Regions from separate parts of the Mus musculus genome. Here regions 2, 3, 4, 5 and 6 are each linked to region 1. Evidence: chromatin loops called from intact Hi-C (ENCODE). Cell type or tissue: heart. All regions are shown on one strand.

Region 1 (5,000 bases):
GTTGTTGTTGTTGTTGTTGATTGTTTGTTGTTTGTGTGTTTTGTAGCCTGGGTGCTTGAAAGTTACATGGGGCAGTCTTCCAACCCACTGGAGCAATTTCTATAAACACATATTAACTTAAAACCAAAGCCTCAAGGTTTTGCCATGCAGAGCCTCATGCAGAAGCCTTATATATCAGACACTCCTGGACTTGAAGCACGGTCTGGCCACTTCCTGCTTATCTGAGCATCATTAATTTGTATACTAAGCTTGGGGATACTCATCCCTTAAGGTGAGAATCCCTATGCTGGTGTCCTGCTGGGTGAAAGGATACATGACGCATAAAAACGTCTGTGTACATAGAGCAGAATGTGTGAGAAATATTTGCCAAAATCTTCAAACTCAAAAGTTAAGATATACTTTGATCAAAAATAGCAATAAGCCGAGTTTGGTGGAACCCACACTCAGGAGCGAGAGGCAGGTCTACAAAATTGAGTTCCAGGACAGGTCAGGGCTAAATAGGGCTCACACAAAACAAGACAACAAAATGCAAACCAACTAAATAAAAATAGCAATAGTATAAATATAAAACACAAAAATTAATTCCCTTGAGCCTTAAACAGTAAATTATGTGATCTCGCCTTGATGTTTACCTATTGTATCCAAGGTTGCTTTTTTCTTTTCTTTTTTCTTATTACTCATAAATACATCTACGTTAGGACCTCTCAGTGGATTTCTGCCCAAGCCCTACAACCAGATCGTGTTGGGGGAAGAGTGGACAGGGTGAGACCTAACAAATTATTGCAAGGTTTCGCTATCTTATTTTCTTCTAGACTCTGGCCTGTTCTCTATGGAGACTATAAGTTCAGGTGCTATTTAATTTCTTTGCTTAAAGTCTGGGGACAGTGGACAACAACATTTAATGCCTCCTAACAGTGACATACTACCCTAGGCGTATTTTGTTTCTTCTAACAAGAGTGGCAGATATTTGAATTCTTGTTCCTGGGAAGCCCAGGCCTTTACTGCCATTTGCTCAAGTCATGGAGCTGATCGGAGGCAGCACATTGTAAGCAAGGCATCAATTATGCAAAGAATTTTGTTTCTTTGACCAACAAGAATGTCAGGCACTAAAGGGCAAATAAACCGGCTTTTCTCCAATCTTAGTAATTAATTTCCTCTGGGGGAAATGGGTGATCTTTTGTTTTATGAAACAAATGTAATGTTCTTATCAATAGAAAGGAATGATATGGAGTCGATTAAATTGTATTTCTCCCATTGAAGGTATAAGGACGTTTCTCGTGTCTAAGTACTGAATTCTGTAGTTATTCTAAAGGAGTCCAGCTTTCGGTGTATTTTGGAGAAGGCACACGAGCCATTTAAGGTCAAGCAAACAAATGGGCAACTCTTAACCACGTGCATTGCACAGGTTTCCATTTCTGAGCTTGCAGAATCTTGAGATCTTTAGAGCCCTGCTCCATACCTGCTCCATGAAGTTACTGGATAAACCTCTTGTAAGGATCTGCTAGCTAACTGCTCCCCGCTCCAGCCTGCACCCTAATTCGACCCACGCTCCCCCTATTCTCTTTCATGCACACGCTTAGATGCTGGACACCAGACTCCTGGCCAGGTTTTAGGCTCAGTTCAGAGGAAAAGGAGGGCGGTAGGCGATCGGCGGCGCGCACGGAGGCGCGCGGGCCGGGGCGGGGACAGCGTGCAGCGTCGGGGGCGGGCGCAAGCTAGTCTCCGTGCAGCTCGCCTTTGTTCTCTGCCATTGTGAGGCACTTCCTCTCTGGCACTTCATTTCGGCACCCTGTGGGGAATTCGGAACTGGCTTTTGGGCTTTAGTCTGGGGTACGTGACGCTGTCCTGAGCCTGGGCTCTCCCTTGCTACCCTTCTTCCCCATGCTTGGCGGAAGGCCGAGTGCAAAGAGCTCCTTGCCCCCGACCGCTGCGCCGCCGCTCTACCGGCTGCTCCCGCAGGAGGCATCTTAACCCAGGACCGGGACCGCACCTCCCGATCGGCCACCGCGGCAACCCGTCCCCTCGGATCTGCACTGGGTACGGGCGCCGGCGGCTCGGGCGAGCCCTGCAGCGAGGGTCGGAGGCCAGCGCGCAGCCCGAACCCGGCCGCCTAGGCGTCCCAGGAGCCAGCGCAAGTGTCGCAGCAACACTCCCTGGCGCTCAAGCTCCCCGGCCGCCTGGCGGACTCCTCTACCCCTTTATATAGCCCTCTAAAAATAGCTTGCCTCGTACCGCCTTGTAAGGCAGCAGGGAGATCCGCAGCGCGCCAATCGGCGGCTGCCGTCGGGGCCAGGCCCCGCCCCATGGTCCTCTCCGAGTGCCGCATTGGTCCTCAGTGACTTCATGAGCCCCCTGTTTACCTTACATGGTCACACGCGGCCTAATGGACGCCCTCCTCCGAGATCCCACGGCTGCGCGCAAAACGGGGCGGAGGGAGGGAGTTTGGGGAGGGGGAAGAGCAGGAGGAGGAGACAAGGGGGGGGGACTACAAACTAGCGAGGATGGGGTGGGGGGTGGGGAGGGAAGGGAAGGGGTGGGGGGGGAGAGAAGCGATCGCGAGAAAAAAAATGCAACCTCCCAAAATAAAGAGCAAAGATTGCATTAGGAGCGAACAGCGCTGCAGATATAGATGGCAGCTTCGTGTCAGTGAGTTTGCGTTCCCCTTCCTGATCCACGCGCTGGAGTGATTAGAGCCCTGGAAGGGAATTGTTACTCCCGTGAAGTCCCCTTTTCCTGGCAGTCATCTGCACTGTACACGCTGGATCCCTCTCTCCGATCCACCCCACTCACTCGCTCCTCTCTCACCTCCTCTCTCACCTCCTCTCTCTCCCTCCTCTCTCACCTCCTCTCTCCCTCTCTCCTGCATTGATTTTTTTTCTCTCCTTTTTTTAGTTGACTGAAACAAAACAAAACAAAAGGGCCACTGGATGTCTGCCTTCTTGGGGGGTGAGCCAGACAGACTGACAAACAAACAGACCCAGCTGAGCTCGGGGGAGGGTTTCTCCTCCGGTTTTGCCCGGCAGCAGCAGCATGGACGTGTTGGCTAGTTATAGTATATTCCAGGAGCTACAACTTGTCCACGACACCGGCTACTTCTCAGCTTTGCCATCCCTGGAGGAGACCTGGCAGCAGGTGAATGATTTAAATTACTTGTGTAAATCGTGTGGCGGCGGCGGAGACGCAGGGGCTGCGTTTGGTGTGGGCTTTGAGTTGAAATTTTTTTAATTAATTTTTTCTTTTTATTTATTTATTTATTTTTTGGCTGTGTGTTGTTTAAAATGTTTTGTGAAACAATCATATGCGCTTACCTCTCCACCCACCCCTAGCCCCTTAGTGTGTTGAGCTGAGCCGGTCCTAGCTGCCTGCATTTCTGTCACCAACACACATCCTTGCGCACACGTTGTCGGCTCGCTGTCCCCTAGCAGAGAATTGCTGGCGAACTTCTCGGGTTTGGAGGAGCCGGGTGGGAAGGTGGTCGAGCAATGGTTGACAGGATACCACGTTCCTAGATGCAGGAGTTCTGACCTTAGTACTTAAATCAGCTTTATCCATTTCAACTGGTCCTGAAGACCGTCAAGGGGGGTGGGGGGAAGCACGGAGTGTTTTTCCCAGTAATTTACTGAGTGTCAATAAAGAATAGGAGCTTGATTTTTAGATACAAGGTGAGCTGTACGAAGAGAAGCCAGGTGACAAAAGATGCTTAAGGATATGTACAAGGAAGATGAGAAGATATGTCTCTCTTAGGCTGACAATGTATTGTATGGTTTCTCTAGCTAATGCCTCCAGAGAGAGCAGCCTGTACTGTGTCCTTGCTTTTTGTTTGTTTGTTTGGGGTGCCTCTCAGGTTAGCACCACCTTGGACAAAGGGTGGTGTGTGCTTCCTTGCTTCCCTACTTTGTCTTAGAGGACTAGTTAAGAAAACTCCTAGGATGCTAAAGGGTACCGGTGCCAAGTTCTCTTGGCATCTCCGGGAGGTTGAAGCCTGACTGGGGACAAGTTCACTGGGCTTTGTGAAGTGGAATAAAGAAAGTGCTGGTCAGTGGAAAGTGCTGGGTCTGCTACGGAAACAGTGGTTTTTCCAGCCGCGATTAGGAGGTGCTGAGGGGGACATTCTGCAGGAAAGATGGTGGTGGGTGGGGGCGGGGCGGCTGGGGATAGGGACACCACGGGTGTTTAAAAACTCTACAGTGTGCACCGTGGAAAGTCCAGGAAGACAGTCTGGATTTGCACGTTCAGAGTGTGAATTTGTACAGTCCATCCTGGAGAGAGAGAGAGAGAGAGAGAGAGAGAGAGAGAGAGAGAGAGAGAGAGAGAGAGAGAGAGAGAGAGAGAGAGAGAGAAACCTTGCCCTTGGGGAGGGCCCTGGGATCCTTGGTGTGTGGCTGCTCATGTAACTTCTCTGCTCAGTGACAGCAGCTTGTTAAGGCTAATGAACGGCTGAGTTTCCTTTGCCAGGATCCAAAGCAGGGTTTGCCAGCTTGAGGCTGGGATGTAACAGTTGCTGCTTTAGGAAGAGATGCTAAGCTCACGGTATAGGGAGCCAGTGGTAAAGCGCTCAATCTTAAGACTGTGCCATTGTTACTAGTTGTTGCCTGGCTGGTAGCTGCGGGAGTTTTCCTCCAGGTATTCGCTGCCCGTGTCTGTGTGTCTGTGTAGCGCATGGATTCCAGTTGGAAGGCTGGCAGATGCTGTCCTTTGCTAAACACGCAGGCAGAGTACTCACATCGTTTCCTATATACATCCTTTCCTGCTGCCCTTAAGAAGAGTATGTCTCATGTCGGATCTCCCTACATCCTTTCTTTTGTATTTTGATATGAAGCAAGCCAAAATGTTGCCAGAATCTCGTTTTTTTTGTTTTGTTTTTAGGTTTTTTTTCCCCCCCTAAACAGCCTTCTTTTCACCCTGTCAGCCCACTGGTGTGGAATCAGTTGCATATTAACTACAGTCTAGACTAGTTAGGGAAGGGAATCTGTTGATTTAGTCAGCATGCCCGAGGCAGG
Region 2 (5,000 bases), 170 kb before region 1:
TATTTGTCAGGTCCCTAGAATGCAATCAAAATCCAAATCATGATGTTCCTCATGTTCCTCAGTTCAGGCTGACCCCATTTCAGGCGACCCCGATCTGGACTGATCCGAGCAGTACAGGTCTTGATCTGCACATAAAGCCTGAGAGGTGCTGCAAGGCAACAAACAAGCTATGGAATTGCTTATGTTGTTTGGGGTGAGCAGTCTGAGTTGGCTGCTCCTCGGACTCCGTGGTAATAACAGTTAACTGCTCATCGGAGCTGTGTTAAAACTGGTCACGGTGTAGACAGTTTATAAACAGGGTCTAGGAGGGTGGCTCTGTGGGAATGAATGACAGAAGGAGAACTGGGAAGCAAGGGGTTAACTTGAACAGAATTTCCTGTGGGGACAGTACATGTGTGACACTTCCTTTCAAGAGTATAAACCAAACACATCAAGAAAAAAAAAAAAAAAGATCCACTGTAACAAAACACCTCTAGCTTTCCAATTTGGGGTAGAAGGGTTTTCACAGGGTAAGAAGATGGGTTATTTCTAAGGGGTTTTGTTCCCATGACAACTGGAACCAGGGAAGATCTCTTCTCATTGGCTCATTAGTTGAGAACGTCTTATACTTATAAAAATACAGAAGAGTGTGATATGGAAAGGCACTTGAATTCCATGTGACCACTAAGACAATAACATAGCATTGCTCCCGCCATCTGGGCCTTCACCAGGTCCAAATTGCTTCCGTGTGTTAGATCACATTTTGCCCTCCTCTTGGGACTCTGCTCCTGCAGGAGCTGCTCATACTTCCTCGACCCTCACATGGGCCTGCTTGAGCTGAAGGGCTTTATTCAGATGTGCAGTGGTTCATGGTCAGCATGGTGCAGGCCTGCAAGCCTGCTTCTATAGCCGCTGAGGGCTTGTGTGAAGTGCCATTCAAGCTTCGTGATGGCATCCCATAATATAAGGCCCTTAGGTAATGTGACACTATGTCTCCAAGTACACTGTCTCCCCAGTGGAACTGTGGGGCCTTTATTGTTCCATTTATAGATAGGACATGACATAACCTGTCCTCTAGACAGGGGCAGCTAGGCAGAGCAGAAGGGTCTCCAGCACCAAGAAGGATATGACCATTGGGCTTCTGAATTCCACTGTGGATCAAATCAGTCTGAATGCTCCAGCCACTGTATCAGCCCCATCTGCCCTGTCATTTAAGAAGTGAAACTTAGGACCTGTGCTGTGTGCTGTCAGCGGACATGTGCCGCGCTATCTAGGGAGAGGGTAGTTGGATGTACTCACTGTTCTGAAAAGTTCTGAGAACACGGTGGGTCAGCACATCCAACAAGAAAGTTTTATTGTTCTATCTATCTATCTATCTATCTATCTATCTATCTATCTATCTATCTATCTATCTATCGCTTTTGTCCTAAATAGTTGATTTTTCCCCCCCAAATGGGAGGGCTTTGACAAGAAAAGAAAAAAAAAAAAGAAAAGAAAAGTGCTACGGTCTGCACTGAGAATATTTTGGGGTTCCTGAAGAAGAATGAGGGTTTTTCCAGGGGCCTAAGGCTTTGCTCTCTTCACCCCTAACTCTCTGAGAACTCAGATCCTTCTTTCTTTGGGAGGCTTGGGTTGTGGAGCAGGCAATTGGCCAGGCCGTGGGTAGTTCACAAATTTGTTCGTTTGAACCAGGAGCATAGACATCCCCAGTACTATGTAAAGCTTCCTTCAACCCCAGCCTATCTTCCAGAACAGAAGCTCATTTCTATCCAACAGGCTTCCCTGAGAACAGCCGCTGTCCACTGAGGCAGCTGACTACTAAGTCATGTTTTAATATCACTAATTCGTTTGTCTGCGCTCTTGGTCTGGCTTTCTCTATCTTCATAGAAACGAGGGAGGGAAAGGAAACAGTCGATGCTGATGCAGCCGGGGAGGCTGGAGACTCAACGTAGAGTTGGCGAATAGTTATGTTTGAGCAACAGAGTCACACCTTGTCCTGCCTGTCTCCCCAGCCTGTCCCCCACCCCACCGGCAGTGCCTCTTCACAATTCCCCAGCTTGACAGCTTGCTACCTGCCTGGCTCTGGCGGCTCAGCTCCCAGCTGCTCCCCTGGGCCTCTGTCTGGTTTGTCAGTGGGCTGCGTCAGCATCACGCCACACTATCTCCCGTTGGCCCAGCGCTCAACGCCTGACGGGCCAGCCCTCTCTCCCTTCTCTGCTGGGGCCAATGGGAGTCCAGGGAAGGTTTTGGTTACAAAGGAAAATAAAATAAATAAGTCATACTCCTGCACTCAGGAGCCAGGGCGAACCATCTTCACGGCCTCGTAAATCTTTCCTTTTAAATGTGTCCTTCTCTTTCTAGGTGCCCCTCCCAGCTCCTCACTCCCTTGGGCTGGTTGCTGCTCATAGTGCAAGGAATACAAAATGAGATCCTGGGAACTGGCCCTCCCTTTGGGAGTGTGCATGTAGCCAGCAGGAGAGAACGCATGGCAGTGCCAGCCTGCTGCTGGCCCTTACCCTGACTTACACCTCAGTCTGCCAGTTCACCTTAGAAGCCTGCCACTCCTCTTCTGGGCTAATGACCCCAACTCTGCTTCTTTATTTCTCACTCAGTGGAGGTGGGGGGATTAGTGTCATGTCTTATTTAAAGAGCCTAGACATTTTTTTAAACCTTTAGTTTATAAGACATTTTGTTAAACCTTGTTGCCCTGATCTCTTGTGCAAGGTTTTGTTCTGTTTAAGGACACATACCTTAAGGCAAAGGACTTATTATCTCCCGCCCTGAATGTGGATAAAAGTGCTTGAAAGTTGGAATCCTGGGGGTCTGGGGAGAGACTCAGACCTCCTGAAGGAGCGGAAGAGAACAGGGTGGGCACTGAGGGACACATTCTGAACAGAGTCTCTGCCTCCTCTGAACTGTCTCTGGGAGCTCTTATCGGGGTCCACCTGCTGTAGGACCAAAGCCCTAACCTTACAGGTAGAGGCCATCTGAAGGAATCAGGTCCAATCAAAGGGCTGGCATAGAGATGGTGTATAGGAGAAGTCAATTCTTTGCTGGTATAGTGATGAGATTTTTATGAAATACTCTTTTGGTGAATAGGGTAACCACCAAATTCCTTTAAGGTCTAGGATAAAAGGGGTTTTTACTGAAGAACCTCTGAGTGTCACAAAGAGATGGATTTACTGCAAAGTCAGTGACTTGTAACCTTAAGGTTCTTCATTTATGAGGCTCCATATTCATGGATCTGAGGTTGACCAAATAATACACTAAGCAGAGGATTTGCCTGTGGGAGTAAGAGATCTGCTTAGGCTCTGTTTGAACAAAATTCTATCTGTCTGTCCTATCGATCTATTGATCCATCCATCCATCCATCCATCCATCTATCTATCTATCTATCTATCTATCTATCTATCTATCTATCTATCTACCATTTTATTTGTTCGAGACAGGTTTCTCTGTGTAGCCCTGGCTACCCTGAAATTTTCTTTGTAGACCAGGCTAGCATCCAACAACTATCCACTTGTCTCTGCCTTCTAAATGCTAGGACTAAAGGTGTATTCCACTAAACCCACATGTTCAAAATGTCTCTATCAGGATCCCAGGCTGTTATGAGAATTTGGAGTTTAAAGAGTGGCAGGAAATTGGCTTTGGGTAGATGAGTCTTCCTTCTCCCAAAGATTTCCTGTCCTATACAAAACGGCACCAAGGGGCAGGAAGAGAATGTGTCCATGAGAATTCAGGTTGCCTCTTGCTTGGGAATGGAGGTAGAGAAATTTTCTTATAGGCTATCAATAAGATGCCTGAAGATGGTAGTACTTTGTATACAGGGAGTAAGCAGATTTTTAAATATGCACAGCCAGAAACTACTTTGCAGAAAATGTCTTCAAATCCTATACTTCATCTTTGTGAGGAAAAGCTTGGTCCATGTCTTCTCTGATTTGATAGCTATCCTAGAAGCTTCCCAGGCAATGCCTCTAATGGGTTCTGAGATTGAAGAAAGCCCTTTCTGAACTGTAGATAATGAAAGGAAACGTTTGAACAACCATGAAAGAGCAAAGGCAAATTATCATTCTATTTCCCCTTCATAAAACTATTACTTAACCATTCTCACATGCACAAGTAATGAGAGGATCCAGCCCACAGTTTAAAGGGTCAGCCATTGCAGAGGTGTGTCAGATGTTGACTCACAAACGATTGCATCATTGCTCTGGATTTATAACATATGCAATAATTGCTCACTACAAATGTACCAGGTTTTGCTTTCTTATTCCAAATATGTGTTCTTTCTTATATACCTGATTTCATGTTTATCTTCTAATTTGATTTTCCTGGAAGATACTTCCAAGTTTTGTGACCTTTGAGTATATCATAAGGTGCATATTTGCCCTCGATGCATCTGGGTGATAGCTAGGTGACAGTAACCAATGGTATTTCTTCTGTGGAATAGAGGAGATGTGGAGCCAATGTCATGTTCCACGTTTGGAACTTGGTCTAGTTTGTAGTCTGAGCCCACATTTGGAAATGTTTCTGGACATAGATATGTTCTTCAAAGTTGTAAAGCTCTGTGGTCTTTTAAATAAGTTACAGACTTCTGAATTTTTGGATTCTTCAAAGCAAAGTAGGAGAATCTGACACAACGAGATATTTCTTTCTAATACCTATATTCCATGTTTTCCCCTCTGAAGTGGAACACAGCGTTGATAGTTGGGGTAAGAGAACCTTTAGGAATAGCCAAGAGCTGTATTGTCATCTATGGTGTCCCCTGTATCCTGGTGATGTTTTCCTTGTAGCTCCCATCATGCCTACTATGCAGTGTGGGTACAGCTCATTATTTGTCAACAAGCCTCAACTACATTTATTTATTTGTTTGTTTGTTTGTTTATTTATTTATTTATTTATTGTTTCAGAGTCATAATGGATGCACACTCAGGATTCATTAAAGAAAGAAACTCTATCATGAAGTTTTTATGGGAAAATGTAAGCAAGTATGTTTATAAAAAAGAGTCTTCAAGTGGATTCTA
Region 3 (5,000 bases), 360 kb after region 1:
TCCATCTTTCCTTTTCTCTTTTCTTCCTAACCCATTCACTGTGCTGCCTCTGGCACCCAGACCAGGATAAATAGGGACAAGGGCAAGGTCTATAAACTGGTGATCTTGTAATCCTTTGAAGATGTTTTTTTTTTTTTTAAGTAAGATGACCAGATGCTGGCTCTGGCATATCCTTGTACTTTTGGGGGGACTCTTGAAGAGATATTTCCTTTCCTCAGTTTGTTCTATAACTGCAGCTCTCACACTACCCATGTTCCTAACTGAACCCCTAAATGTGTTCTTGGGCTTAAAAGATTCCATATGGTTTCCTTTGCAAACTGGCAGGAAGTCCTATAGGGCAGGTGCCTTTCAGCATCACTCTGACTTGCTAGTTTCCTCATTAGTCACTTACTCCACAGAAAGTATCTCCCTGTCATCTGCTCCCTGGAGCAGAAAGGAAGCCTGAAGCCTCTCATAGTGTCTGCTTTTATACTACCACCAAGAGTAACTACAGACATCCAGACCAGGTTTCTCTCGTGCCTACCTTCTAAAAGGCCACCAACATCGGTCCACATCAAGTTGTGAAAGCAATTCTAAATGCAGTCTTCTGAGTGTCAACATGAATTATGATTTTAGTTCACTTGACTTCACAAGTCTAAGACACCAGCTATGTTCTCAATGAGTGGGCATACCTGACCCTTCCTCTCTCACTGGGTTTCTAGAGTAACATGTTCTCTGCAAGATACAGATGATTTTTTTCTTGAGAATATTCCAACTTTCTACTTGGTGAAAAAAAATCATAGGATTAACATTCTTCTCTCTCATAATCTTAGACAATTTAGAGAGATAAATGTATGGCCTTATACCCATACATAAATATGGATGTTTTAGCTTTATTAGAATATATATATTTCACATATAAAAGCTTATATCCATGATAGTATTTTTTAGTACTCAAGCCAAATATTATCCCTTTAGATAGTATGGCTCTTCTAGTAAAGTAAATGTGATCCTTCAAATCTTGTCAATGGCACAGAATACTTTTTTTAATTCATGCATTCTTATGAAATGAATGCAGAGTTTATTGGATGAAGAGAGAGAAGATGGATAGGTAAACAGATAGACAGAGATGGGCTTACTTTCTAATTCTTCTAAATGCTACATGGTGACCTTGGGAAATGTCATTTAACCTTCCGGTCTCTTAGTTTTCTCAGTTATAGACACACAATTGTCCCATGGCTTGCTGTGAGAAATGGATGAGATTACTTTCCAGCGCTACGTTATACTGCAAGGAGGTATCAGTGAGATGGGGCAGGGGATCTGTAGCTCTGCTATTGCTTTCAACATTTGTCACAGGCTCCATTTTACCACATGCAGATCAGACACTGGAAGATTATGCCCCAGTTTCCTGCGGGCAATAGTCCAAATAGGAGAATCAAAATAGCTGTGCAACCATCAAAATCTGTCCCAGAATTCCCCCCCACCCACCCACTGAAGCCGATAACGATGACTACATCATAGGGTCGTTGTGAGAATCAAATCTCTTAATGTAGTGCAGTGCCTACTACAGAGACAGCGGTATCCAACATATACAATGATTAGATTCATTAGTGCCCTGTAAATTCCCAGTGTAAAATACAACAGGGTTACTTCCCCCTTCGATGCCTAGGTTCTGTCATTTTTGAATAAGCTTAGTTGCTATGGTTACCTCCCAAAGACACAACGCTGGAAAAACGTGTTGGAAGATGGGGATTGATGGCAGAAGGCTTTAGTGGACGACACAAAGCAACTTCAGCAGTGGAGACGTTTTAATACATGTGAGCAGTCTCCCTTGGAAACCAAACTCACATTTTGCCAAAATGGAAATGAACCCCAGAAGTGCAGCCTCAGGAACTCTGTGCATGGCCTCTAGACGAGACCCAGACCCCAGATCTCAAGAAGAGACCCAGACCCAAGATCTCAAGAACAGCATCTCTGGCCCTGACCCAACCCCAGAGCACCTCAGTTTCCTCTCCCAGGATCTGACAGTCACAAAGATGTAAGTTGTTAGACAGCCTTCATCAGATGCTATTACTTCTGTGTCGAAGGAAAACAAGGTGGCCAGCAATCAAGTTCAGAAAGAAGTGGGCAGAGCAAAGAAACATACACCATTTGGTGTTTATGCACTAAATAATAATGGGCAATTCCTGCTAAATTCACTAGCAGCCATTGATGTGTGTTCTGGGGGCAGGCAGAGGTCTCACTTCCTCTCAGCCCTGTTCACTGAGCAGAGTGATGTTAACAGCCCAAGCCGAACCCTCCCCTCGGTGTTGCTTATAAATGGGTTTTCATCTATGAAATCAGCCACAGCTCCAGCCACTCTCAGTGAGTGAACAAAAGCTGGCCTGACCCTGCTTCCTGTTTCCAACACAAGCAAACCCAAGGCCCTAAGAGGCCTGGCAGACCCAGGGTATTGTATAGCCAGTCCTACTGAAAAGACTCTTTCTGCCTGGTCATTTTTTCCCAGACATTCCAGGGAGCTGTCCTGCTCTTATTTGAAATTCTAACCAGAAGAAAGTCACCCCTGAAAATACCAGGTGCCCCAATTTTCTTTTCACGATGATTCAGCACCACCTAGGGGACACTGCCATTCATTTCTTGTCTTTTCTGTCTCCAGCTCCTTGTAAAGTACTTCTGTCCTCCTGACTCTTGCCCTATGAGAAAGCCAGAGGAGCTCCTCTGCACATGCTTCTCAGACTTCAGCCTAAGTTCAGCTGGAAATTGTGGGCAATTAGCTTACTGCTCAGTGATCACTGCTGAGAGCTGTGGGTCATATCCATAACTGAGCCACAGGGAATTTGCCTTCCTATTATAAGGAGCACCGGATGCTTAGCATCAACTGTAGGGCATGGCATAGAAATGTACTTATAATATGCATACTGGTCTTTCAGATTGGCTTTTAGCATCCCAATTTTACAGAAGAAATTTAAGGTTATGGAAAGTAGAGAGACTTCCCCAGACTTCAAGTCATGGAAGACTTAGTCTTCACTATAAAATGATTTGTTGATATGCTACTATCAGTTGAGTCTTCATAGCAGTGGGCAGCTCACTTAGGTGAGTTATTATCATTCAAACAGATCACTCTAAAGCCTGTTGTGCCATTCTAATAGCAAATACTCAAAACATACATCTAGGTTGAGGGCACTGCTGTAGGAGCTGTCTGTGAGCTGTAAAACAACACTTCATTACTTGAGCAGCAAGTTGCAGGTTAATTGAAAATATGATGCTATTCCATGATGCTGTGCATGATCATCTTGCAGGTCTGTGATCGTAATCAGTAGGATGGCTTGGGAAATACTGGTATAGTGCTGTGAACTTAAGGTTGGGAGAGGAAGTCAGAACTTGGCTATCCTTTCCCCCTAAATGTTATCTCTTAAGAAAACTACTTAAATCCCTTATCAATGTTCCTAATCTATGGAATTAATATAAAAATTATCAGTAACCACCAAATAAATGCAGCAAGATAAATGAGATCACACTGTAAAATGCTAGTACAGAACCTGGCACATCATTGGCACCTAATAAATGACCATTAAGTTATTTAACTTAATTATTCACTCGGTTCATCATTGACCTTGGCCCGACATGGCTTTCTGCTATTTCTAAAAAGGAAATTGATGGTGAGCAGACTTGGTTACATAAACTGTGCTTTGGTAATATACACTTCATTGAAAACTAAACAACAAAGTTCCTTAGGAAAGGAGGATGATAAAGGATAAATAATCTTTGGATTAGGAGAGCTTCTAGAAATGAGAAATTAAACAATGAAAAAGTTTGTCCTTCCAGACAGCAAATCTCTGGGGTTGGAGCACACACAAGGATATAGTATGTAAACAAAACCTAAGCATCCATCCACAGATGAAGGTATAGCCCAAATACACTGTTTACATACAAGAGAATATCTATTACTGTACTTTAGAAATTCCGACACATCAAAAGGAAAAGGGAAAGTTTCCTGTGAGTCTTCTTTTGAGAGTATTTAATTTATAGGGGTTGGGAGCATGGCTCCGTAGTAGAACACTCATGTGGCATGAAGCATAAAGTCCTAAGTCAGTATGCAGTACTGAAAAAAAAAAAGTACAGATAAAAATTAAATGAGGGTGTGAGGTGGAATCTCCGGATCATTTTGATTTGCATTTCCCTGATGGCTAAGCATGCTGAACATTTCTTAGGTGCTTCTTAGCCATTTGAGATTGCTCAGTTGAGAGCTGTTTAGCTCTGGACCCCAATTTTAATAGGGTTATTTGGTTCTCTAGAATCTAATTTCTTGAGATTTTTGTATATTTGATATTAGCCCTCTATTGGATGTAGGGATGGTAAAGACCTTTTCCCAATGTGTAGGTTGCCATTTTGTCCTATTCACAGTGTCCTTTGCCTTACATAAGCTTTCAATTTTATGAGATCCGATTTGTCAATTCTTGATCTTAGAGCCTGAGCCATTTGGTGTTCTGTTCAGGAAAATTTCTCCTGTGCCACTGTGTTTGAGGCTCTTCCCCACTTTCTCTTCTATAAGTTTCAGTGTGTCTGGTATTATGTGAAGTTCCTTGATCCACTTAGACTTGAGCTTTGTACAAGGAGATAAGAATGAGTCAACTTGCATTCTTCTACATGCTGACTACCAGTTGAACCAGCACCATTGTTGAAAATGCTGCCTTTTTTCCACTAGATGGTTTTGGCTTCTTTGTCAAAGATCAGGTGACTATAGGTGTATAGATTTATTTCTGGGTCTTTAATTCTATTCCATTGATCTACCTATCTATCTCTGCACCAATACCAGTTGTGGGATGGGGCCACCCACCCATCTCCAAAATTTTAACCCAGAATTGCTCCTGTCTAAAGGAAATACAGGGATAAAGAGTGGAACAGAGACTGAGGAAAGGCCATCCAGAGACTGCCCTACCCAGGGATACATCCCACCTGCAGACACCAAACCCAGACACTATTGCTGATGCCAAGAAGCACTTGCTGACAGGAGCCTGGTA
Region 4 (5,000 bases), 100 kb before region 1:
CTTGTTAATTTCCCTCGTTTCCCTGTGTGTGCGTCAGAATAGATTTGTGCCTCTGACTCCACTTACCAGAAGGTGCTCCATGACCCTAATCTATGTGTATTCCTGGAATTTAAGTGGACATATGGATTGAAATGCCAAATTTGTCATGCCTCCCGCATGCTGGACTCAGAGGAGCATTTCAAAATAAGATGTGAAACATGGGCTTAGTGCAGAAGAGTCTAAATGGTATTTTTAAAAAGCATAACAAATGTCACAGGAGTGCCCTTTCTTGACTCTACACTTTAACTATCCTGTTCTTATGAAGCCACAGTCACCCTGAGAGGTCACAGTATCATTGTCCTTGGATAGGGAGGCTGTGGGGGTGGGGCTGGCTGGGATGGGCAGATGCTTTGGGGATTAAGGGAAAGACCACACTTCTGCTTGAAGGGACTCTTGTCTTGGGCAGTGGTAATATGACCCTCTGAAATGACCAGGCCACTTGGGGAAAGGCAGAGAAAGTGACTCAGGAAGGAGGCTGTGACCTGAATTCACTTGAAACCTGATGTGGTCCAGTACCGAACTCCACCTCTATTGAAAACAGGGGGCAACTCCTCCAGTTATCAAAACAGGCTGCTTACATGAGGCAGCAAGAGAGGCAGTCAGCATCAGCCACTTTTGTACAAAGGGCTAGGCCACCAAATGAGAGAATATGGTGACAGGGACCAGACACAGCATGGACAGAGGTAGACAGAGTCCTTGTTCTAACTGCCCTCTTTCCTTCACCAGAGATTGCTTCCCCAGACTATTATACTGAATGCCTCTTCTCTCTTTTTGCTTTTGCGCTCAAAATGACCTGTGTATTTTGGCTTTACCTTTCAGAGGAGATGATGGTACCCGTGAGTCAGTAGGCACAATAGGGCAGATCTTGTATGTTCCTGTGTTTGCCAAAAGTCTTGCAGACAAAGCCTAGCATCATTTGTACATGCATAGAAATCATAACTGCCATGGACTGAATTGAGACCTTTAATCATAGCCCATAGTACCCTTGGATGGACTGGTTTTTGAAATAAGGTCTGTAAAGAGGTGATTATGATAAAATCACTGTGAATAGTGTTCCATAAGAGATAGGATAACATAGAGAAAAGATAGGGATACACCAGAGGAAGTTGCCCATTGCAATGCCAGAGCAAGGCCTTCAAAGGGGCCCATGGAAGTGGTGCCTGGATTTCAAACTTCCAGTTTTCAGAAAATTAAGTTTTGTTGTTTAAGCTGCTGTTTCTAGCATTTCTCTAAGGCAGTGGAGTTGATGAATGCCAATATTCAGAATAAGCAAGAGGAAGACAACAAAACAATGAAGAAGTATGGCATCTGGGGAGGTCTGAACTTTAGGAGAGAGGGAGGGAGGGAAGGAGGGAGGGAGGGAGGGAGGGAGAGAGGGAAGGAGGGAGGGAGGGAGGGAGAGAGGGAAGGAGGGAGGGAGGGAGGGAGGGAAGGAAGGAGGGAGGGAGAGAGGGAGAGAGTTCATCTATTCAGCATGGATCTCCATATCTGTGGAACTGCCTTTTATTTATTTATTTATTTTTAGGCTCAAACAACTACCAATCAAAACGCTCAGAAAAAATATTCCAACTGAACCAGACTGATACAGACTTTTTCTTGTCATTGTCCCCTGAACAATTCAGTCTGGCATCTATTTGTCCACCGTTTACGTTAGAGCAGGTATTACAAACAATCTAGACAGACTGTAAAGCAGACTTGGGTCAGTACAGATACAGTGCCCTTTAGCATCATGGATTTAAGCCTTCTGAAGACTTTGGTATCTGCATGTGGGGTGGGGATGAGCTGGAACCAACCCTTTGTAAACTTGAAGTGAAGCACCTTTCAAAAGACAACTGTACTTTCCTTTAAGCCCCTTGGAGCATAGCACGGGCAGCCGGAAGGGGATCTTTATTTTCCCTCCCAGAGAAAATGAAGCATGCCATAAACGCTTAATAATCTGTGGCCACCAGCTGCCGGCACCCCATCTCTGCAAGGCAAGGATAGATAGATCTGGTGATCTGCTCTTACTGGGTACTTAACGCTGGAATTCAATAGCGTATCTTTTCACGTTCCCGCTGGATCCAACCTTGCTGAGTCAGTGCTACCCCAGAGCTTTAGGTTCACAGCTTGTGTATAACCTTGGTTCCAATTGTGAGTGTTCAAAACAGATAAAATATTTAATGTCTTTTTATTGCTCCTCTCAGCAATGCTTAAAGTCCTTGTTGGCCTCTCGCACAGAGGATGGACAAGTGGCTCCTTCCCTTAGCTGCTCTTACAAGCTGCTTTGCAAATGGCTCTGGCAGGTGGCGCAGCGTAGGGGGAGGGCTCACAGTCTGTCCCTGGAGCCTCTGCTGTGCATTGCTCTCTGTAAAGTACCATCTCCCAGCCCTGGGTAGCCTAAACCTCCCTGCCCCTCCCCCACTCCCTTCTTGAGGTTATTTCTCCCTCCTGACTCATGCCTGCTGCTTCATTTGAGTAACTGTGCAAACGTTTAGCCAAGAGGCCATACCGGGCTGTAGGCTTATTTGGGGAGTTTCCAGCACAGGCACTGCGGCAGCATTCCATGCCTTGCCTTCTGGTCAAATAAGGACAAAGGGAACCACGCCTTCCATTCTTGGCAGTGAAGTAAGAACTGTTAGAATGCTGTGTGCTGTGTAGATGATTCTTTCCCGGCACTCCAATGACCCCTTGGTTGTAGAATTATAAATCAGGAAGAAGAAGTACAGAACATGATCTAAGGATGCTCAGGGACAGGGGGCTTATCTCATGCTGTTCTCATCTTCCTGGAGGAAGTCCATGGTGCCTTCTCAGTGGTCCAAAGAGGATGTGCTGCCACCCATGTACATGTCTTCTTTGTCATCAAAGAGAGTCACAAAACAATGCAGTTAGTCTAATACACACATACCCTACCTGGAAATAGAACTCAGAGGAACCAGTACACCTCGGCTGTTCTCGAGAAACACCCTTAGCAGAAAGAAGCCCCTGGTGGGGGAGATGACAAAACAGAGGTGGCTCTAACAGGTTGTCTTTAAAAGCCAATGTAGGTTTGTGATCAGAGCGTTTGGTCTCTGTAAACTCCCATCCTTAGTCTTGTGGAGAACAAAAAAACTTCCAGGGTAGGAGAGCAATTTACAATCCAACATGGAGGTTGTAGGGCTGGGGGTAGGTGTACAGGCAAACAAAGTAGTTCATTGAACTCAAGACCAAGGAGCCCCTCCCCAAACTTCTGATACTTTGTGGTTTTATCTTTTTACTAAACCACAAGCCTAATGTCCATGCAGATGGACCTACCGTGTGTGCCTCTCCCTTCCTGGGAACAGGTAGATGTAAGGGTCAGTGTGTTAGCCACCAGCCCTTTCTGAGAGCTCAGCCTCTTTCTAGAACATGCTTAATGTTATCCGTCCGTGTACTTTACTGGTGTTTAGGAGAAGAAAGCAAACAAAAATAATGGACAGGACAGTGCAGGGATATTGTAAGTGTTTTCTTTACAAGCATTTGGAGATGAGAAGGGTAAACGATCTATTTCCTCACAGAGGACCCTATACATTAGAGCTAAACTAATATTTGGAGGATGATGATCGTGAAAATTTTAAAGGAATCCCTCTGGGGTTGGGATAGAGAATGCTTCTACATAAGATAGATATTTACAGCTAAATGGAAAGAGCAGAAGGTAGAGGAAACAGGCCACGGGGCTCCCTAGACTTGCCATGTGTTCTTATACATCATGGTCCTTTCTTTGAGAATATATAGCTTTTTGTTCTATCCCCTTTAGCCCTTGCCCTTGTACCTGTGTCTCCTGCCTTCTTTCCACCCTCCATGTACTGTTGTCTCAGGGGGCTAAGTGTCCTAGATGCTCACTGGTTTGGGAAGAAGAGCTGTTCTTCCTGACTTTAACACTGTCAGGTTTCCCAATACACATGAAGCCTGACTGAAGAGTCAAGTTCTGAGCTTGAGTAACAAGGGGCCTGATCTGTCTCATTCCTCTTCCCATTCTTAGCATATTCTTTCTTCTCTCTTCCCTGTGCACTCAGGATTTACCTCAGGAGCTGCCCTCAGGACCACGGGAAGTGCCCAAATATCTCTGGCACAGTTGTAACTGAAACTGTTGCAGGTGGCTAGCTGCCATGAGAGCCACTCAGTTAGGTGACATGGTATCCATGGGAGGGGGCAGGGCGGGGCGGGGGAGAAGGAAGAAGAAACAGGGACATCAAAAGAAGAGAGGTAGGCAGATCAGGACCGGGTTTCTTGATCATTCATTTCCAAACGGGATGGCAGAGTCTGAGAATGCGCAAGGTCCAGGCCTGGCGTGAGTCAGCACCAGGGCTGCCTACTGCCAGTTGATTACATTAGCGTTAGTTAGAAGCCAGGAAGGAAGAGGAGATGCTGTATGTAGGATAGATGGAGAAGGAAGAAAATTGTCTTCATATCTTTTGAATTATTTATGACCTGGAAGTTTACATGCTAAAGTCTAACCGTAGAGACCTGATGGGGAGGGCTGGGAAGAGAGCTCTCCCTTCCCTTAAAGCCACAGAGCGCATGCTTTGGGTCCCCATGGAGGACCAGGAGAATGCTAACAATGACAGAATCTCTTGGAGAAAGTGGAGCCCTCTTAATTTGTATTGTGACCTTGAAAGCAGAAACGCAGCCCAGAACCCTACTGCCATCGGGCGCAGGACCGCAGATTTCCCAGGAGCCTCTGGAGCGACGGACATAAACCTGTGAAAGCACCGTACTTTGATTTTGTCGAGTGGTAACACAGGATGACTGTCAGATCAGTGGACAAAGGAGATCTTCGCCTCTGGCTTCCAGCCAGATGGGAGAGAAACAAAGACTTCAGAGCCCTGGCTTTCCATCCCCCACCCTCTCCCTCCTCCCTGTGTTTTTCTCTTCCTGCCTTAACCACTTAGAGACCATGCTTGGGATAGAGCCTGCTGACTGCTCTTATGTTTTGGGAAATCATGTCTAATCACACGTATCCCTGT
Region 5 (5,000 bases), 250 kb after region 1:
CCTGGAGCAGTTTCTGGAGAGAAACTGTTGATTGTCGACCTTTGGGATGGAGGCACCATCTCTAGTTGGCTGGTTGGATCTGTTCTGTGGTTTCTTCTTCACTATTTTGAACTAAGGACAAAGAACAGCCTCGGGTCTTCTTTCTAGCAGGGTGTCTGTCAGAACCCCCTGAGTGCTGTTTAAAACACATTGCTGGCTCATCCCAGACTGTTTCACCCATTAGCTGTACAGTGCCCCCCCCCAATACCTGTGCATCTTGTACAGGCTCCAGCACCGATGCTGGTGTAGGGATTTCATTTTAAGGACCCTCAAGCTAGGAAAGGGAAATGTTAAAAGAACAGACAGTAATCGGAGCTCCTCAAGCTAAAGAACTGCCTGGTGATAATAACTTCCAAGATAAATGAGACTAGCAGTGGACACAGGAAAGTGAAAAGACCTGAGAAAGAACCAAGACAAACCATGAAATTTCTCAGCGGCTTATACATTGAATGGTGCAAAAACTGTCAGTGTGGAATTCATGGCATGGAGCCGTACCTGCCCCAAGCCAGAGCTCACCTCCCTTTCCTCTCTGAATTATCAGCTAGACAAACAAAGGAAGTCTCTCTTTCCTTTTTGTAAACATAAAATACATGTGTGAAATAAGGTTTTAATTTCCCCTTCCTTCTCCATGTCACACACATAAATTTTGTCATTGCTAATGAGCTCATCCATTCAAGGTAGGATATGTTATTCATCTGAGCAGGCAATTTAATGCCTTAAGAAAAGGCGGATCCCCAGGAGGGGCAATGTGCATCACCAGTCTCTAACACACAAAAGATGTATGTTGAAAAATCAAGGTCTGTGCCCAAATGTGCAATGTATTTTTATCCTAAACCCATTCCAACATTAGAAATATGGTTTCAACTAGATTGAAGATTTTTCTTCTCCTAAGAAATGTGAGGGTTGCCAGCGAGTGATGGAGTTTCCAGAATTCTTCTCCCAATGCTTAACAGATGAATTTATTGGACGAAAAAGTAAGAGCGACTCCAAGCTTCTCTGGAAGCTTGCCCAAATTCAGCAACAGTGATATCAATAAGTGTCACATGGAGGCATGCATAAAAGATGGGGGGAAAGGGAAGCAAACACACAGCCACTAAAAAGACAGTAACGCTGAGCATAGCTAACCATGATGGACCATTGGAGTCAGGAGAAGAGACTTGCTAATCCATCAGCACTGCTTGGGGGCTCATCAGGAGGACCATAGGAATGAGGAAATGAAGTATTGAGGGTTCAAGAACACAGCACGTCAGCCTTTCCATTCTCCAGGGAGATTCCGAGATCTCTCGCCATTCACAATATGCCTTCTGTACAGAGTGCTGCAGACTGTCCCAGTTTTTGGAAACACCAATAGCTTCCAGAGAAGTTCCCCAACGTTGGAGATCATGCAAGTATCTTCATGTTGAAATAATAGAATCTTTCCTCATGGTGGGAGAATTCAAGGAATTGGGCATAAATTCATACTTCTCCCCATTTTAAATCTCAAACAGCTGACAAGCGACACCCCCACCCCCAAAGTACATTCTCTTTATCTCTGTTCATACAGTGGAGTTCACCAAGTGTGCACATGTTCAGTGAGAGAAGCACTCATTTGAACAATATTTGATTTCAAACTGATTGCTCAAGAGCCAGCAAGCTCTCAATGTCTTCTCTTGAGTTTCATGGGTAATTCCAAAGTTCCCACCAGAATACTGAATTCTGTGCAGGTGCACCCTGTATAGTTTCTTGTCACTAGGGCATAGGCTAGACCGGTCTGATTTTAGTGATTCCTTGAACATGCTTTTTATACCTGCCTGGAACTGGGCATGGCTCTCTGATCTCAGTCTCCTATGCGAGTTACTCTGTGGTCTGTGGCTATAGTTTCTTGTCACCTTTCTGACTTCTTAAATGTGACATGACACTAGTAGAGTCCTAGTCTTTCAGTTCACAATGAGCAGAAGCTTTGTTCCTTTTAAAACTATAAACAGCTTTGTATAAGCAATGCTGTCATTTAATCTTTTCTGCCACCTAATCCAGAGCATGAGAAGGCTTTCCAAGAAATAGAGTTTGGCTAGGGAAGGATGAAAAGACTGGACTCAAAAGAGCTGGACCAAAGTCAGTATGAGACAAACAGGCCCTTAATCATTTCACATCTGCCCAGCACAGGGCTTCAGGCCCAGGGCATTCTCTCTCTCTCTCTCTCTCTCTCTCTCTCTCTCTCTCTCTCTCCCTCACTCCCTCCCTCCCTCGCTCCCTCTCCCTCTCCCTCTCCCTCTCCCTCTCCCTCTCTCTCTCTCTCTCTCTCTCTCTCTCTCTCTCTCTCTCTCTCGCACACACACACATACAGAGTTATGAAGAGAGAGTAATGTGTTGCTAGAAATCTCTCTCTCTCCTCGTGTGTGTGTGTGTGTGTGTGTGTGTGTGTGTGTGTGTGTGTGTGTGCATGTGCATTTTCCAGATGTCTGTCATTGCTAAGTATGGTCCCTCCATAAATGCTACTGAAATTACATGGGAGGGATCAGTAGTCTCTGCAAGTAGCATATACTATATAAAAGTCAAAATTGATATGTGATCATGTCACTACCGCCATTCCCTTAAAACGTTGCACCTCCATCAAAACCTGTATTGCATTAACACTGTGTTAGTCCCTGATCCAAACGCAAGCAGGTAAAACTCACTTTAGAGTTTGCATTTTGATAATGAAGACAACACATCACACATCAAGGATAAGAATGGATCATGGTGCTTCGGTCTGTCAGAATGTTATCGCTGTCCCACGGAAAGAGCCTTACAAACCTGATGATCAACGATAGGCTCACTGTGCAAAAAGGAAGTACTTACCTTAAAATTCTAATATGCAAAACACAAATAGAAGCATTTCTCTATAGTGAGGAGAAGGCCCTCTAGCGCACACACACACACACACACACACACACACACACACACACACACACATCTTCCCAATCTTCCCAAAGTATCTAAGTCATTAGCTTTTTAAATGGAAACTTCTACCCACTATTCCCAGAGAACTACAATATAAACCCACTGAGTCTGCTAGTGAGGCTGCAGAAAGAAATTGGTATTGAAGCTATGGAAACTCAGCTTGGATAAGATCACAATCACACAGACCTGAATGACAGAAAGACAGGGGATTCTCCAAGCTACACTGACTCTCATAGTATTGCCTGTCTGCAGAAAGCCAATCTCATAGATTCCATCATGGCATTTATTAGATATCACCAGAAATATTACACTCATTAACTAATCATCCCTGCTCTCTCTCTGTGGGATCAATCAAGCTTTAAGACTGAGTAAAGACTAGCTTCACAGTGGTCCTTCTTCAAGCTGCAGTTGTTTTGAAGGCTACTGCTATATGGAACTCCATCTCTGTATCACGATCCTGGGGTGCCCAATGCCAGAAGAACCTGTATAAATATCACCCCTCTTCATGGTCAGGGATCCACATAATTGATGAAAGAAATGAAAACAAACTTTGTTTTTAACTTTACAAGGAGGGATTCTCTAAGCTAAATCTTAAAGACTTCTAACATGGTTGGTAAGCTTTGCTCAGTCCCACATGTTTCCTCTCAGAGGTACAACTTAGTTAGGCAAGCAATGACTGGTATCAAATAAACTCCATGCTAACATCATACTATTAGTTGGAAACAAAATGTTCCTTCCATGTTGAGGCCGCACATCATGCCTGACTCGTTCTTCACTTCTGATGTGTTTCCCTGGAGACCTCTGGCAGCATTTTCTAATGAGTTTCCCCATCATTAAAGGCAGTGTTGATGATGGAGAATTCACTACCCATGAACCTGTGCCACTGTTCCTCACCAATGAGATGCCTCCGTTTGTTCATTGTTTGAACTGAAGTGGGTCTTAGAGGCTTTACTTAGTGTTTCAATTTTTAAGTTAAGAGAACTGAAGTTAAGAAACAAAAATGATTTTTCTCAAGGCATAAAATTAGCTAATGAGATGTAAAGAGGTATTTAAATAAATCAGACAGAACCAAACTAAGGAAGGATTGGTGGCAGGCAGGAGACAGAAAACGGAATGCTGGGAGCAAAAATAATGGAAGTAGCTTAATTTAAAGAAATAGTCAGGCAAATTAAGACAGTATCTACCATATATCTATCTCTTCTCCATCCATCCACCTGCCCATCCATCTGTCTTTGGGCTATAATGCAAGAGTTCTGTCTTCTTACAGAGCCATGTCATAGTCTTCTAAATTCTTCTCTTCTGGAATGGTAGGAACACCTAGGCTGCCTCTTAACCTAAGCCTTTCAACATGCATTGGCCAAGACAACACTCTTGTCTGTAGATTTTTCATCCATAAATTCAACCAGTCTCACATAAAAAACAATATTTGAAAACAACTGCACCTGTAGAGAACGTGCTCAGACTCTTTCTTGTGTTGATTCCTTAAGCCATCAAGTGTAACAGCTATGTGCACAACATTCATGCTAGCCTTGGCATTCTAAGTAATCCAGAGATGATGTACAATCTATGGGAAGATGCATCTAGGTTATATACAACTTCTACATCATTTTATAAGAGGGACTATAATATCTGAGGGATTCAGTTTTGGCAGAGTGTTCTAAAACCAATGCCCTAAGGACACTGAGGGATGACTATAGCAACACTGAGTTGGGGTCCAGGTGTTCAGTAACATATAACACAAAGCGAGGAAGACAGGTCAGTCTCCTGTGTCATGAATGAGACAGGATGTGATGGTGGCTTGTCTCATGTCTCCCTAATGTGGCCTCCCTTCTGGCAGTTGTTTAGCCATCTTGTGTCTGTTTTTCTATCTATAGAATAAAGCTTACTCCATGAGTCACCTCTCACCCCACCACTCTCATAGCACGGTACAAGAAGACTGGGAATAAGGTGCCATTTAGGACTTTTATTTTCTAGGATTGAAGAGAATTGTCATATATATCCATAAATATATGAAACCAAAAAAACATGATCCTAAGTTGGCT
Region 6 (5,000 bases), 450 kb after region 1:
CTAATGCCGGGGCCTTTGAAGCTGCCTAGTGCTGAGTCTTACTGAGACCAATTCAGTCCTATAGACCAATAGAAATGTCTACATCTACCTCCTTCTCTTACCCCAACCAAATGTTCTCTAGATACTGATCTACCACAGGTTAGTGAAAGAGTGACACTGGCTGTGTAAAGCTGCCACCCTGCCTTCTTCAGTGGGTGAGGGGAGTGGTATATGCACATGTATATGTGCCATTGAGTGTGTACATAGAGAAGATTGGGGAGGACATCAAGTGAGAGTTTGATTATAAGAATTTGGGTACCTTACCAATAGCTACGCCACACACACACATACACACACACATACACTCACACACACACACACACACACACACACACACACACACACAACGTCTCTTTCTCTTCCATCAATCATTAATTGCATGTACACCAAGAGGAGCAGAGCCCCATGACAGGGTACTGACAGACTTGATTTTGTATAGCCTTTGTGCAGGAGACCAGAGCTGCTCTGAGATTGAAGACAACAGCCACATAATGTCCAGAAATCAGTATTCTGTCTTTCTCCCCATTCCCTCCAGCTCTTATGTTCTTTCTGATGCTCCCTGAGCCTTGAGGAGGAGGTAATAAAGATGTCCCCTTTATGGCCAGGCACTCAACAGCCATTTGTTTTCTGCACTTTGACCAGCTATGGGTCTCTGCAGTGACTGCCAACCATTGCAAACAGAAGCTTGTCTGCCTGGAGTTGACAGCAGGTTTTAAATTTTTTAGTAAGGTTAAAATGTTGCTGGCAGTGAGTGTTGGGGGCAGGGGTCTCAGGAGCAATAGAGAGGCATAAATGTTCTCACCCCAGAGACAAGATTCAGCTCTGAGACAAAGGAATTAGAAAATAGTTTTAATTCAGGAGCAAGATGTCGACAGAGTCTTGTCTTATGGAAAAGCTCAATAAGACAGAAATAATTCATCAACTATGGTGGATAAGGGGAAGAATTTCCAGGATTAGTCTGTGTGCTCCCAACATAGAGTCTACTCCTTTTCTGTTCCTGTGAGGAGTGTTCAAATGTGCCATAGATACATAGTGGGAAATGTCAATTATGAAAACCTAATTGTACAGAAATGTTAAAACAAGCAAAGGACACTTAGCATACATCTTGACATTGGTCCCAACTGGTTTCACAAACATCCTGGCTTTTTTGTTTGTTTGGTTTTTTTTTCTCTTGTTACTGGACTCTAAAGTTCATATTGCTTACTATTTTAAAAGAGAGAGACAGAGAAACAGGGAAAAAGATAGAGGTAGAGAGACAAGGAAAGACAGAGAGATTGTTAGAAAGAAACAGATTCAAAGCCAGCTTTGAGGAAAGCTGAGGAGATTCTCTGACTCAAATCTGCCTCATTGGTTTAGTGTGGTTTTATGGAGGACAGAGAGAATGTCCAGAGAGGCAGTGGGCAGAGGTCCATGCTCTGGGCAGGGTCTTCATCATTCAGATATATGCCTGCTTCCCTCGTCTCTGCTGGGAATCACACAATGAATTTGGCTATCTTGCAGCTAGTGAATGAGAACCTCTAAAGTCTTCTTTTCAGCCGAAAGGAAGGAAAGAAAGAAAGAAAGAAAGAAAGAAAGAGAGAGAGAGAGAGAGAGAGAGAGAGAGAGAGAGGGAGAGAGAGAGAGAGAGAGAGAGAGAGAGAGAGAGAGAGGGAGAGAGAGAGAGAGAGAGAGAGGGAGGAAGAAAGAAAGAAAGAAAGAAAGAAAGAAAGAAAGAAAGAGAGAGAGAGAGAGAGAGAGAGAGAGAGAGAGAGAGAGAAAGAGAGAGAGAGAGAGAGAGAGAAAGAAAGAGTGTGCTGGTGAGCTCTTTATCAACATGACACAACTGGATTCGTTGGAGAGAACATTAATTGAGGAAATGTCTCCATCTGGTGGTGTATCTGTAGGGCTTCTTCTTAATTAACGATTAATATGAAAGAGCCCACTGTAGATGTCACCACACATGGGCACGTGGTCCTGGATTGAATAAGAAAGCAGGCAGATCAAGCCATGGGCAACAATCCAGTAAGCAGTGGTCCTTTATGGTTCCCACCTCTGTTTCTGTCTGAGTTCCTGCCCTGATTTCCCTCAACAGAAGACGGTGAACAGGGGGACCTGTAAGCCAAATAAACCTGCCTTTCACAAGACGTCTTTGAGTGTGGTGCTTATCACAGCAAAAGGAAAGCAAACTAATATTATACGGGGCAGTTTTCATGATGTCCTGATTTAATGCAGCTCTGCCTAATCATCAGCTTCTAGCTGCTATGCGATTTGCTTTGCTCTCTGCTATACAACATGACTCAAAATATGCCAGGTGAAGGTATTAATACTTTAATGCCCTTCCAGTGCTTGCAACAGCACATAGATCCTACTGCAGTTTTTCTGCTGTCTGAGGCATGTCTCAGGCAACCACCATTGCAGACGTTCATCCTTAACAACGTCATGTCTCAGAACGCAAGCAAGTAGAAAGCCAGAAGAGGCTTAATCTGCTCATCCACTTGTTCCACCAGACTTGATAACAGTAGCCAGTTTCAAAGTGGATTTGATAGAAGGACCTGGGTAGAGGGGCATTTTCTCTCTCTCCTCTAGAAGTCTTTGTGACTTTCCGACTGCCACTCATGGCTTCAAGTTAGCTCTAGTCTCAAAGGATTTTAAAAATCCGCTGGTTTCAAATTCAATCAAGGTCGATGAGCTGCTGAGCTGCTGGCTCCCACTGCCCCTCCCTCCTCCGACCATGCAGTGCCCGGCTTCTGAGAGGGCCAGTGGGAAGCAGCTTTGTGATTTGCATAGCAAATTATCATCCCATTGGCTTCCATTATGAGATCCAAGACAGATTCCAATAGAAAATTCCAGTCCTGGCAATGTGATTCAAATCATCCCTTAGGAATGCTAATTATCGTTCAGAATGCCATCCTGCCTGTGCCAGTGTACCACCTAGTTACATTTAATTCTTCTCCATAGAACACCTGCAAGAAATTAGCCAAATAGGTAATTCATCCACAGAAGAAGATCTTTATGTAGATATTTAAAGGGGAAGCATCAGGTTAAATTCCACTACAGTAGGAATCCCAACTACAGTGTCAGGATCACAAGCTGACACTCTCACTCAGTCTTTGAGCACTCATGTTTTACATACGAATTGAGACTCTCTGTCTCATTAGGGGTAAGGACACCAGAGTAAGAAGGTTGGGTCAGCAATGCTCTTAATGAGTGGCCCAGTTCGTTCATCAGAACTCAGAGGGCAAAAGATGGGAAATGAGTCTGCTGCTGCTGCTGCTGCTGCTGCTGCTGCTGCTGCTGCTGCTGTTGTGGTTTTTGACTAAATAACATTGGGAGTAGATGCTTATGCTCTACTGGTGACAGGGTTATTAACAATTTAAAATACAAGCCATCTTGTTACGAGTAAGCAAATGTTTGTTGACTTTTGTCTGGCTAATTGTCAGCAAAGTGGTTCTAAGTGCCACTTTCCTGATTAGGAGGGTGTTTATCTGAGTTGATGGACTCCGCAGGGGGTCTCTGCAATTACTTCTGAGATTGCAGGCAGTGTGCCTGGCTGCCTGTGCTGGGCAAGACGTCAGATGTGAAACTGGGACTCCTGTCCAAATGGGAATAAATGAAGGTGACGGGTGCACACAGATGTGCACACAGAGCCAAATGCGTCGCCATCTTGGAAATCACGAGAGGTTCTTAGTCCCTTAGTTAATACCCCTGTGGTGACTGTGGCTGACCACAAGAAAGCACGACAATCGAGCCACTGGATTATCTACAAAATCATGAAAAATCAATAAATAGAATCTAACAAATTTTGTCCCCTTAACGAAGAGGGAGAACGTCTAGAGAGATACCCCAATCTCACAATAAACTTGCTTTTTTTTTTTTAATCTTGAGCAAAATGCTATCTCTCAGTGATTCCTTGATCTATTTAGTTTATAAAAAAACATTTTAATTAACAAAAATTATATGTATGGAAGATATTAAGTGCAGTTTTGTGTGCATGTGTCTATTCCCGGGACTCTCGAGATGGGGAGGTAGGACGATTATTTGAGCTCAGGAATTTGAGGCCAGACTGCATGATACTATTTCAAAAGAAGAAATACAGGAAGGAAAGGAAAACAAAGGAAAGGAAAGGAAAGGAAAGGAGGGAGGGAGGGAGGGAGGGAGGGAGGGAGGGAACAAGGGAGGAAAGTCTGTTACAGCATTGTGTATCTCAGGCAGCACAGGCATGCCCAAGACTGTGTGATGTTCACCACCGTCCAGTCACTTACACACCCATCACACCCACAGTCACTGTCTGTTGTTAGGGTCCAAGAATCACTGAAGGAAGACCCCAGACTCAAATTCAAAGGCAAAGCACATTTTTTTCTGTAGAAATTGCCAGCGCACAGGGATCAACCATTTGTCAAAATGGTGACCCCCAGACAAAGGCATGCAAAGTAGAAATAGAAAAGTAGGGAAATTTTAGCTAGGGTTAGGTAACCGGAACCTTCATTGGTAGGTGGCAGAGAAGTTACATATGTCTGTTTCTGGTTGGCTGCTATGTTAGTTTTACTATATTTGCTGAGACTTTGAGGAAATTTCAGAGTCCAACTCAGCTCCTAGCTGATAGCCATCAATGATTAGCCAGCCTTCAGTTGTTCCTGCTGAGGAGTCCAGTCTGCTTCCCTGGGAACCCAAAAGTTCTCCATTCTCAAGGACTGTATGTTTTAGGGCACCTGTCAGTGTGCGAGCACAATTGGAAGATGAGGAGACCCAAAACCTGGTCTCATGTCAAATATCAAAGGCACAAGATGACATCACTAACATATTACTGTGCTGTGTGTTAGATCCTCAGAGCCCATCCATCATAAATTTTAAGTTATACTATTTGGGCAACATCTCCCTAATTTTCCCACTCCAGTCCCATCTCAAAGAAGTCACATTCCACTTTCTGTTTCTATAAATTCCGCTTTTTTTTTTTTTAGATTTCTCTATGTATGGGAGACTAT

The links. Peaks named below come from ENCODE experiments on the same cell type or tissue, not always from the same donor. Only the 100,000 strongest peaks of a DNase experiment are listed, where the experiment ranks them.
Region 2: a loop joins it to region 1, with 2.2 times the contacts of the local background. A loop is called at or near these places in 3 of 42 quality-filtered maps.
Region 3: it touches region 1 in a loop (6-fold over the local background); 15 of 42 quality-filtered maps call a loop at or near these places.
Region 4: a loop joins it to region 1, with 8 times the contacts of the local background. A loop is called at or near these places in 11 of 42 quality-filtered maps.
Region 5: it touches region 1 in a loop (2.1-fold over the local background); 3 of 42 quality-filtered maps call a loop at or near these places.
Region 6: a loop joins it to region 1, with 4 times the contacts of the local background. A loop is called at or near these places in 10 of 42 quality-filtered maps.

Annotation. Positions count from the first base shown.
Region 1 is chr1:64,119,032-64,124,031 of GRCm38, reverse strand. It overlaps Klf7 (Kruppel-like factor 7 (ubiquitous)), which reads left to right and starts at 2,643. Exons shown (of 4, transcript NM_033563.2): 1 at 2,643-3,132. The coding sequence starts at 3,031. It overlaps Gm35880 (a long non-coding RNA gene), which reads right to left and starts at 2,465. Exons shown (of 3, transcript XR_373464.4): 1 at 2,361-2,465. In heart, a CTCF peak has its summit at 2,016; DNase peaks (open chromatin) are centred at 1,741, 2,271, 3,021, 4,031 and 2 weaker places; H3K4me3 peaks cover 4,085 bases; H3K27ac peaks cover 4,275 bases.
Region 2 is chr1:64,286,416-64,291,415 of GRCm38, reverse strand. All of the region lies in intron 1 of Gm35803 (a long non-coding RNA gene), which reads right to left. Among named protein-coding and RNA genes, the nearest start is that of Gm35803, 9.6 kb to the right of the region's middle. In heart, no CTCF peak of the experiment used is centred here; a DNase peak (open chromatin) is centred at 2,135; H3K4me3 peaks cover 544 bases; H3K27ac peaks cover 394 bases.
Region 3 is chr1:63,760,902-63,765,901 of GRCm38, reverse strand. The region is part of intron 2 of 4933402D24Rik (RIKEN cDNA 4933402D24 gene); the gene reads left to right. Among named protein-coding and RNA genes, the nearest start is that of 4933402D24Rik, 5.9 kb to the left of the region's middle. In heart, a CTCF peak has its summit at 2,596; a DNase peak (open chromatin) is centred at 2,371.
Region 4 is chr1:64,223,788-64,228,787 of GRCm38, reverse strand. All of the region lies in intron 1 of Gm35880 (a long non-coding RNA gene), which reads right to left. Among named protein-coding and RNA genes, the nearest start is that of Gm39654, 30 kb to the left of the region's middle. In heart, no CTCF peak of the experiment used is centred here; DNase peaks (open chromatin) are centred at 2,567 and 4,817; H3K4me3 peaks cover 409 bases; H3K27ac peaks cover 2,106 bases.
Region 5 is chr1:63,872,870-63,877,869 of GRCm38, reverse strand. No RefSeq gene overlaps it. Among named protein-coding and RNA genes, the nearest start is that of Gm13749, 89 kb to the left of the region's middle. In heart, no CTCF peak of the experiment used is centred here; no DNase peak of the experiment used is centred here.
Region 6 is chr1:63,665,912-63,670,911 of GRCm38, reverse strand. The region is part of intron 6 of Dytn (dystrotelin); the gene reads left to right. Among named protein-coding and RNA genes, the nearest start is that of Dytn, 19 kb to the left of the region's middle. In heart, a CTCF peak has its summit at 1,909 (motif pointing left); no DNase peak of the experiment used is centred here; H3K27me3 peaks cover 1,467 bases.